2 separate regions of the Mus musculus genome follow, and region 1 is linked to region 2. A link is a contact called in ENCODE Hi-C or POLR2A ChIA-PET data. All regions are on one chromosome and are shown on one strand. Each heading gives the region's core, a stretch centred on a gene start or an enhancer-like site at or near the end of the contact. The rest is flanking DNA. Distances are from core to core; before and after follow the strand shown.

Region 1 (4,788 bases), core at 542-3,041, 490 kb after region 2:
AGGTTGGAGGGACTTGCTTGCCTCGAGTTTGGCAGTGGAGGAAGGACTATTGCCAGCACCCTGGAAGCTAAACTATGACCCAGTGAAGCACTTACATTTCCTTGGGCTTAATTTCTCCCAGTGTTAGAAACCTTCCATATAAATCTCTTACCTTAGGCACATTTCAAAAGCCAGTTTAGAGATAATTATTGAGATTTCATTACATTAAGAAGAAAATTTAAGCCCTGGGTTGGATACCCAGCACTGAAAACCATTAACTTAAATTCAGTGCTAGTATTCAAAAAATTAATGTTCTTTAAAACAGCAGTCAGGGATGGTGGCATATACCTCTAATCCCAGTATTCTACTGACTTTTAAGGAACACAATGAGTTCCACTCCAGCCTGGGCTCACAGTGAGTTCTAGGTCAACCTAGGCTACAGAAGGAGAATGCCTTGGGGGTGGGGGTGGGGGGCAAACCAAAAGCCATCGGGGGTGAGGACGCCTTCAAAATGTATTATTAATTTACATGTTTGCTTCACAAACAGGACGACAGCAGAAGGAAGAACGTTGAGTACCTTTTAAAAAAGGTTTTCTGAAATCCCATTTTCTTTTCTAGTTTGTTCTAAGACATGCAATAGGCAAATGTGGCCTTTTAAATAGATCGACTAACTCAACCAAAAGCTGAGAAAAGCAAAAAAAGACTCTGGGGCTAGGCTCTGGGGGGAAGTGACCAGGCTACCAAACTGTGACAATATCCTTCCTTCCCCTTCCCCAAAGGGCCTAGATTAAGACTTGTATCGAGCAAACAGACACACAGAAAAACACACACACACACTCAAACTTTAACCTGGGAGACATGAGGTGCTTCTTACAGGAGACTAAGACACACCATCTTTGATTTTGGCCTTTGAAAGGAGTATGCGCATAGAAACATATTGATCATTCCAAGACAGAGAAAACCCAGTCTGATTTCTGGCACACCTCGCCTTGTTCCTCCACCCCGCCCCAACTAATGCTTTTTACACACATGGTAAGTTTCCAAATACAAGCAAGCAAAGAAACTGCATAAAAAGGGCTTCCTGTGAACAAGAGGTACGAAGGTTCCATTAAGTCCCTCTTGGGTACGCTTTGGAAGACACAAATGTAAAGAGGGCGGGTCCCCCGTTCTTAAGGAAGCACTGCAAGAAATTGAATCGGACCCTGAACACTTCCCACGTCAAAGCCACCGAGAGGCAGAGGTGCGACCCGAGAAATCACTGGCACGGACTGTCGGCGCTGGGCTCCGGATGCGCACTCAGCCCTCTGAAAGGCTCGGACATTGCAGTACCACTAGACCCGGGTTTGTCCCGGCGTCGGAGGCGCGGCCGGGCCCCGCCCACGCACCAAAGCGGCTGCGCAGCGTGGCTACCCTATCTCCCACGTGACTGCCGTCATTGCCTCCGTGAAGCTCCGGCCGCCATCTTAACTCCTGGCCGGCCCGGGTCCCTCTCCCTCCTTCTCCCGGGCCGTGCGGCAGTGACAGGGTGCGGTTGGCCGCCCCGGCCCGTCCGGTCGGTGAAGCCCGTGTGATTCTGAGGGCGGGGCGAGGAGCCGGAGCTCACGGAGTCCACGGGGAGCACGCGAACCGGCGGGCCGCCCAGGTATTGGCACGGAGGGGGCGGGCCCCTGCGCTCTGCCCCGCCCCTTAGAGGCCAGCGCCGGGGCCCGCGGCCCTTGCCCGTTTCCAGTATGGCCGCCCGCCGTGCCTGACCCGCGGCCTCTCCGTTCCGGCTCTTCGTAGGCGATGCCGATGCCGAGACTGTGACTGACACTCTCGCTCCCACGCACGCACCGACCCAGACCCACGCCGGGAGCCCGAGCTCTGGGCCCACAACCGCTCTCTCCTCGGGCACCGCGGCCATAGCCCGGACCACGGCTCCCGCGCCGCTGCCGTCGCCTCGCGGAGAAGGGTCGCGCAGGACCTCGAGCTCGGCGGCCCCCGGCCCGCCAGGATGGGGAAGCGGGCGGGAGGAGCAGCCGCCGCCGCCGCCGCCGCCTCCACGTCCTCCGCGGCCGGGCTGGAGCCCGCGGCTGGCCGAGGCGGGGGTCCTCGGAGCGCAGCCGCGGGCCTCCTGGGAGCGCTGCACCTGGTGATGACCCTCGTGGTGGCCGCGGCGCGGGCCGAGAAGGAAGGTGGGTTGCCGGCGGCGGGCGGCGGGCGACAGGCGGCAGAGGGAGGCCCGCGACGGGCGCCGGCGCGAAGTTGCTGGGTCGAGCCCCGTCCCGAGCCGGCGACTCGGGGTTCGGCGAGCTGCCGCGTCGGCCGCGCGCCGCGGCTCTGCCGCTGCTCCGTGATTCCTTTCCCCTCACCGTGTCCCGGTCTTTCCCTCGTCTACTGTCAGTGCCCATAAAACTTCCCGAGCTCTCTTGTAGGTTCTTGCCACTTGGCCCGCTATGCGAGGAGGCACCCCGCTTTTAGGCTTCTTGGTGGCTCCTGCTAGGTCGATCGCGGGACGCTTTTCTTGTTTTCCCTTTGTCAGGTTTTAATTTGGGCATGCGGACCGAGCTCACTTTAAAATGCGGTGGTTAAAAAAGAAGAAAAAAAAAAAGCGAGACTGGTGGAAAGGCTTCAATACACGGCTTATAAAATTTCTATTTGCTGGGACATCTCTTTGAAGAGGCTCTTGTTTCCTTAGTATCCTTCTTCACTATCCCTTTGCGGTATGGAGGATCGTTTGTTATTAGCCCTAAATAGACTCTCATTTGCCTCTAGTAAGCTACTGGAAGCCGGTTTCCATTTCTGCTTTAATATCCTCACGTAATTCGGTGCCTTTCTCTTTGATGTGTGAGCCCTTAGAAACGAATGTCAAGTTCCCAGCTTGCACACCCTTCACCTGTAACTCACAATTGAAGCCGCACTCCAGTTTTAATAACTCCTCTAATATTGTAAGGTTGTAAAACTGGTACTTTGACAAGATCAGAAATTACTTTGCAGTCTTGAAGACTAATTTGGGGGTGGGGGTGTTCTGGACTACCTGTTTCTGAACGTGAGCCCAAGGAGAAGTGTGAGCAGTCACAGAACCTTCATGAATTAATTCACAGTGAATGCTGCTTTTTTTTTTCCCTAAGAAGAAAACTAGTTAGATTATTTTTGTTTTTCCTGTATAAAGTCGCTGTTACTGGCTAGCAGCTGTAAAGTAAACCAGATTAGCCTTAAAGTGCAACTCTGTGTCAGTTTATTATTTATTTTCCTTAGAAACATTATATTCTCTCACTTAACTCTATAAACAGAGTCAGCCTGGTTAACAGGCAAGCAGGGATTTGGCAGAGGCAAGATTATTTTAAACATTAAAAAATGCTGCTTTAAGATGGTCAGGCCTGGGATTGTCATAGTTCTTATTATTTATGATCCCCTGTTAGTTTAGTGTTGTTATGGGTGGCCATGGTAGCCAACATTTGCCCATGTGTGTTGAGTGAACCTTTTATAGTGTGATAATTGAATGGGCATGTGTACTTGTGTGCTTCACTGTGACCTAGAGGGGCGCTGGCTTTGCTTTGCTATTGATTGCCTTGTGTGGTATAGGCGCCTAGCTAGGTGCTTTTGAGTCTCACGAACTGGGAACTGAAGTAGTGATTGAATCTAAGTTTTCATTATCCTTCTAAAGTGTATTATTTTTCAATTGTCATTTTATACACTAATTTTGGGGGTACAGTTAAGTAAATAAAGTTATTGTTTGAAGACATTAGTCTAAAATATATTTGTGTATTTCCATTTGCATAATTTACGTGTCCATGCACCTCTCTAATATTCATAAATATATATAAGGGCTGAGCCTGTAGAATAGCTGCCAGCGTGTTAAGTATGAAAGGAAGTGATTGAATCAGCCACTGGGCCTGGCTGAATCAGACAGCTTTTGTGGTTATGCAGTATCAGGGGGAACAGTTTGTATGGACCAAATAGTTATTTAAGTAAGATATTAGGAGTAATTATATTAATATAGATCATATGACTTAGTCTCTCATAAGTAGGTCTGGTTTTAATCACACGTTCCAAAAACGTTCTCAATAAATGTTCTACTCTCAAAACATGCTGCTTCTAGATCAAATTCCAGTCATGTTTTTATTTTGAATAAGTAGAGAAAATGGAATTGATTTTCACCCAGGACTGTGACACAATGTCTTTGGCCTCTGATGTGGCACTAATATAACATTTGCCCCAGTGCTGTTGAGTTTTTGGTTTTTGTTTCTTGTTTTTTTTGTTTTTGTTTTTGTTTTCAGGAAGTTTGGTCAGACTTATAATGATAGCTAAGCTTAGTTTATCTCTTTACTCCCTGAGGATCTTCTGTGTCAAGTAATATAGCTTGACCTTTCCAAGAAGGGGTCTACCAGCAAATTCAGTGGTAGTTCTCTGGGTATTTTGTGTGTTTGTATATTTTTCCCTTCATTGCAGTAGAATTTCCTAGAAAATCAAGACAATGTAGAAGTCCCTGTCTCCTAAGGGAAAGCTGCAGGCAAAGCTGGATCGCCCGATGGGGTTCTGCGTGTTTGAACCACGTGACCACAGGAGCCATTCCTGTCTTAAGATAGGACGAGTATCTTAGCACACATCTTAACAGATCTGTGAAGTGTGTTATCTCTGGTCTAGAGGAAAGGGACCTTTGATTGCGCTTGAATGTTTGTAAAGACTTTGAGATAGTTGTCAGACAGAAAGTCACTATAATTACTACAGATAACTTGGTTAGTGTCACGAGTTTTCTTGAGAGTAACATTTACATACTGAAAACAGAAAATCTCTTTCTGTCTGTCTCTCTGTATGCACGGTGAAGGT
Region 2 (4,889 bases), core at 715-3,214:
TGCCGGCCTTGCAGATTTGCCTAATTAAGAAATGTAATTCCTATCCTAATATTTCTTGGCACACACTTGGGTTTGGTTCTTATTAGTTTTGTTCTGTTTGTTTTAAAGTCAGCCAGTGTGGCAGAACACGACTGTCAAGCCAGCACTAAGAGACTGAGTTAAGAGCTTCCTGAGTGCCAGGCCAGCCTGGCCTACACATCTAGAAGCTGTTTCAAAAGAGAAGGAATAAACCAACTCTGGGACGAACCCCATGCCCTACTTTCATACACTGGGTACAGTAGTTTACTCTGGCGTGTTACAGCCAGCACTAGGAAGAACTCCACTTTCTTTCTTGCCAGTTTTCTCATGTTTTAGAAAAGACAAACAAATCCCACAGCTTCACACACCCCAAGAGTCTGACCCGCCATACATTATCCCAAAAGATAAAGTTTCCTCTGAAAACCCCAATTTGTTTTTCTACTATACTGCTTGTAAACTGAGACACACTTACCACAGAGCCAGATACTTAAGAGGACTAAGAAGGCAGGGTCATCTCTGGCCCACTGGTCCTTTGTTTGCTTCCGGTAGTGAAAGTTTCTATAAACCCTCTGAGGAGAGGTAAACAGGTAGAGCATCTGCCATGCAGCAAACTCAAAGTCCATCTGCCGAAATCGAAAGAGCCTTCTGAGGTACTTGTAGCGTTTTGCTCCAGCCGTGTGCCTTGCTGCATCCCTGGAATTTAATACTCCATTCCCGTGCATCGAAGAACTCAAGGAAGTACTTGGTAGCATCTTCCTAGATGGAATGAGAACATTTCTCTTAGATGTAATCTTAAATGTAATTATTTGGCTACTAGAACTCCTCGTCAGCGCTATGACGTTTTCTCTTGCCACCTTCAGAAAGGATTAGGGGCCAGAAGCTATAGAGTTGGTTCTGGGGCTTGTCTAGGGGCTGGCCAAGGGTAATGCCATCAAGGCAGTACCACAAACTCCTGTATCACCTGAAACAAGCACTTAACTTCAGTCGATGGTTTCCCAACCTTCACCTCAATCAAGCCTTTGACAGCTGCAGTAGCTCACTACTGATAATGGAGGCCAAGGAAAAAGCAGCACAAGGGGGTGTGCAATGACGTCCTCATTAACACGGGACAATGACCGAACACTGGTTCAAAATTCCGTGTTTGTAATGACCAAGATTTAAAACAAACAAAAAGTTTAATCTAAAAGCAAGGTTACTGAAAAAGTAAGACACACAGTTTATTTGTACAAGTCCATCGGCGATGGCCAGCAAGTCCCTGGTTATTCAGAATGTGACAATAAAAATTACACTCCTTGATGGTTTTACTCCTAGGATGGCTGGGTAGGAGGAATAACAGCGCGAAGGGGCCAGTCCAACTAGTCCGAAGCTAAATGACTGCTGGTCACCGCCCAGCCTACCTGCCCTCCGCGGCGCGGCGCGGCGCCCCGCCCCGCCAGCAGGTCTCCATTACCCCAAGCCTCTGTCAACTAAAAATACAAACGGCCCAGTGACATTTGACTTAAGAACAAGCAACGACAAGGTTTCAGGGTGTGTGTCTCCTTGCAAAATTTCAGACCTGCTTAGAATAGAAAAACGGCTCTAATCCTGCGATTCCCACGTAAGCGGCTGTCTTTGGTTTTACCCAGCAGCTCCACGGCGGGCCTAGGACTCGAGCTGCCGGGCGCCGGCCGGTCCCTCGCCCAGCCGCTGAGACGCCAGGTCGCGAGCTAACCGTGGAAACGGCCGACGGCACGAACGCCACCCTGCGCACACAGAGCAGGCCGCACCTGAAGGCCCTCGAGGCCTCGTCCTGGGCCCGGGACTACCGCCACCTTCCCAGGGCAGCCGAGCCCAGCCGCCGCTGGGGCCACTTCCCTTCCCGCTACGTAGCCCGCACTTGCGGCGCTCTGTATTTACGTTACGGACACGCACTTCCGCCACGCGTGCGCATACCCTGAAGAGTCGCACTCCTGGCGGAAGTTGTTGAGACTTTCTCCCACCCTCGCCGGTAGCTTGCCAGTGGGCGTGTCCCACGCCCTTCCGGGCCGTGCGGGGTGACCGAGGGCCGTGATCCAGTGTGGTGAGGGCGGTGGGTCCCCGCCATGCCCCGGTATTATGAGGACAAGCCGGAGGGCGGCGCGTGTGCGGGCGTGAAGGAGGATCTGGGTGCATGTCTGCTGCAGTCTGCCTGTGTGCTCCAGGTAGCGGATCTGGGTGGCAGAGCTCAGTCAAGACTGGCTCCATGATGGCCTGCGAGGGGAGGTCACGTCGAGGGTAGAGGTCGCGCGTCCGCTCCTGACTTTGGACAGGTCTCTTGAGCTCGCATCCCCAGTTCTTACTGGTGTTAAGTGGGAGATAACTTACTACCCACCTAAGGATTTTGTAAACCTTCAGCCAGCTCTGTTCAGGAAGCGATCCCTGAGTGCTGGCACGCGCCACCAGAGACTCCCACTCTAAGGGCAGCTGCCAAGGCCTGTGCCTGCGCCGCATGGCTACTTGATCTGTGGTGGAGAGTTTTGGTTCCTTGGCTTCTAGAATATGGAAGTATCTCATGGTGTGCCATAGTTTCTCTCTGCCGATCTTTAACCTATCTTAAACCTATAGCATTGCATTCTGGGAGGAATTCAACATAAGCCTTTATACTATGTGCTGCCTTGGGAAACAGGCGAGGAATGAGAAGGGCTCAGAGAAACGTAGGGTATGAACTCAGATGATCACAACGTACCTTCCAGTGGGGGATAGTGAGGAGAAAGGGGAGTGGGGAGAAGGTTCAGAACTTTCTCAAAAATAGACTTCTTAAGATTTTATGACTCTTGGAAAACCAGAAAAGTTGAAACTTCCAGAGGGAACTCAGTATGGTTTTCCCATTACTGACCTTGACCTCAGAAGAGCAAGGCCTCTTGCCCGCTGACTCATCTCTCCAGCCCCTCCACCTTATTACTTGAGATAGCATGTCAGTGGACCTAATTGGCTAGCCTAACCAGATCTGCTTGGCTCCACTCCCATTCTGGGATAAACGACTTCTGCCACCATGCCCAGCTCTTTATGTGGGTGCTGAACTGGGAGCTCTCATGCACAGCAAGCATTTTCTTTACTTAGCCACTTTGCCAGCCCCTCCCTATTAACATTTATATACAGAGTTTAGTACTAACACTAAAAGGTCTTTATTTTAACACATCCAATTCATGGTTCTCATCCATAGGAAGGCTTATACAAACATTGACGATATGTCCTAAAAATCTTAGGCTCTGGGGGCTGGAAAATAGATGGCTCAGTGGTTAAGAGCACTTGTTGCTCTTACAGAGGGTCAGGATTTGGTCCTAGCAGCCATAAGGTGGTGCACAATCATCTATCCTCCAGTTCCTCCTGGTAGCCTCTTTGACATCCATAGGCACCAGGTCTGTATGTAGTGCATGTTTGTACATGCAGGCAAACACTCATAAAATTAAATTTCAAAGCAGACTCAAAATACTTACTTATTTGATAATCTTTACATTTGCTTTTCTTTAATCACCAAGGTTAATAAAAAGGAATTAAGAATTTTCTTAAGTCAACTTTAAAAAAAAAAACTACTTTCAGAAGAACAGTTGTCTGTGCTTTGTGGGACAGTCTTTCAGACATTCACATTGGTTTGTATATCACAGGAAGGAAAATCCCCACGGCAGTGTTTGAAGGAAGGCAACTGTAGAGCTTTGCAGTATTCCTTTTTTGAATGTAAAAGATCAATGGTAAGTGATGAACCATTTCAAAAGCTTATGTTACCTATACATAGAATTAAATGTGAATGATTTAATGGTCATACATCAGTTGTAGTGATATGGTTTGGATAATGGTGTGGGGACTCCAGTGATGAACATAGAGCAAGCATACCATGTTATCCTGTAGAGCAGCTGGCCCTCATGGTTTCCTGAAAGCTGGAGGATGAGGTCTCAGCAAGTCCTAAATAGGAAGAGCTGACCTCATGAATTCAGGTCATTGGCAGTTGCACACAAGCCTAGCAGGCTGAGGACAGCGTTGGCACTTCTGTCTTACACGGCCAGGAAGAAGTGTCAGTGCTTGAGTTTTGGCGTGAAAGATGGTGGCAGGAGGTCCCCAAATGACATCACTGGTGCCTGGGCAATATGCTACCATTCCACGACTTGAAAGATCTATACAGGTCTTTAGGATGGAAACAGGCTTTTCAAGGGGGAAAAAAATGTGAAGCAGAAATGTGAGCTTTCCTTGAAAGAGGCGCACCCTTGAGTCTGAGCCTATGTCTGCTGGCTTTGGGACTACACTGAGAGCTCATCGCCTGTGTTCATAAAGAAACAGAGGGTGCAGAGGTTCAGCACGAAGGAGACCGAAACCCAATATGGCTGCTGTGTCTCCTGGGTGACAGCTCTCCACCCTAGTCCTGCCACTTACGGAGGGCCTCCCCGTGCAGTTTTCTTGTCTTCCCTTGTGTTTTGTCAGCTATGTAAAATGCAAGCTTTTAGGCTTGTGAGGAATTTGAAAGTGTGGTCCAAACACTGGGAAAGCATAAAAATTAGTAGAGGAGTTAAAGAGTTCTGCTGTGTCATTGCATAAATGACAATAAGCTGCCTGAAATCTCTTACCTAGAGCTCAGTCTTTCTGTTTCATTTTCTTTTATTACTACTTCTTTCTTTTCCTCTTTCTCTTCCTCTTCCTCTTTTCTGGCTGTTCCTCCTCCTCTTCTTTTTTCTTTCTTTTTGAGATAAGGTCTCACTGTGTATATCTGGCTGGCCTAGAACTCACTCTGTAAACCAGGCCAGCCTCAAGCTCAGAGACTCACAGGCCTTTGCTTCCCAGGTGCTAGTGTTAAAGGCGTGTGCTGCCACATCTAGCAGTGTGTAACACAGACTGACTTGGAACTTGTGAGTCTCCTGCCTTCA

What was found. A loop is a pair of places that touch in the nucleus more often than their neighbours do. ChIA-PET counts read pairs that join two places held with the same protein, here RNA polymerase II (POLR2A).
Region 1: a map of heart shows a loop between it and region 2 (2.0-fold over the local background). The contact joins the promoter of Tmem131 here to the promoter of Coa5 in region 2. A Hi-C loop is called at or near these places in 1 of 37 maps with a recorded cell type or tissue (heart). POLR2A ChIA-PET finds 5 or more read pairs at or near these places in 1 of 5 experiments (Patski).

The regions. Positions count from the first base shown.
Region 1 is chr1:36,936,530-36,941,317 of GRCm38, reverse strand. Tmem131 (transmembrane protein 131) reads left to right here and starts at 1,791. Exons shown (of 41, transcript NM_018872.2): 1 at 1,791-2,153. The coding sequence starts at 1,973.
Region 2 is chr1:37,427,178-37,432,066 of GRCm38, reverse strand. Coa5 (cytochrome C oxidase assembly factor 5) reads left to right here and starts at 1,964. Exons shown (of 3, transcript NM_198006.4): 1 at 1,964-2,198; 2 at 3,642-3,725. The coding sequence starts at 2,100. Unc50 (unc-50 homolog) reads right to left here and starts at 1,928. Exons shown (of 6, transcript NM_026123.4): 1 at 1,574-1,928; 2 at 491-774. The coding sequence starts at 770.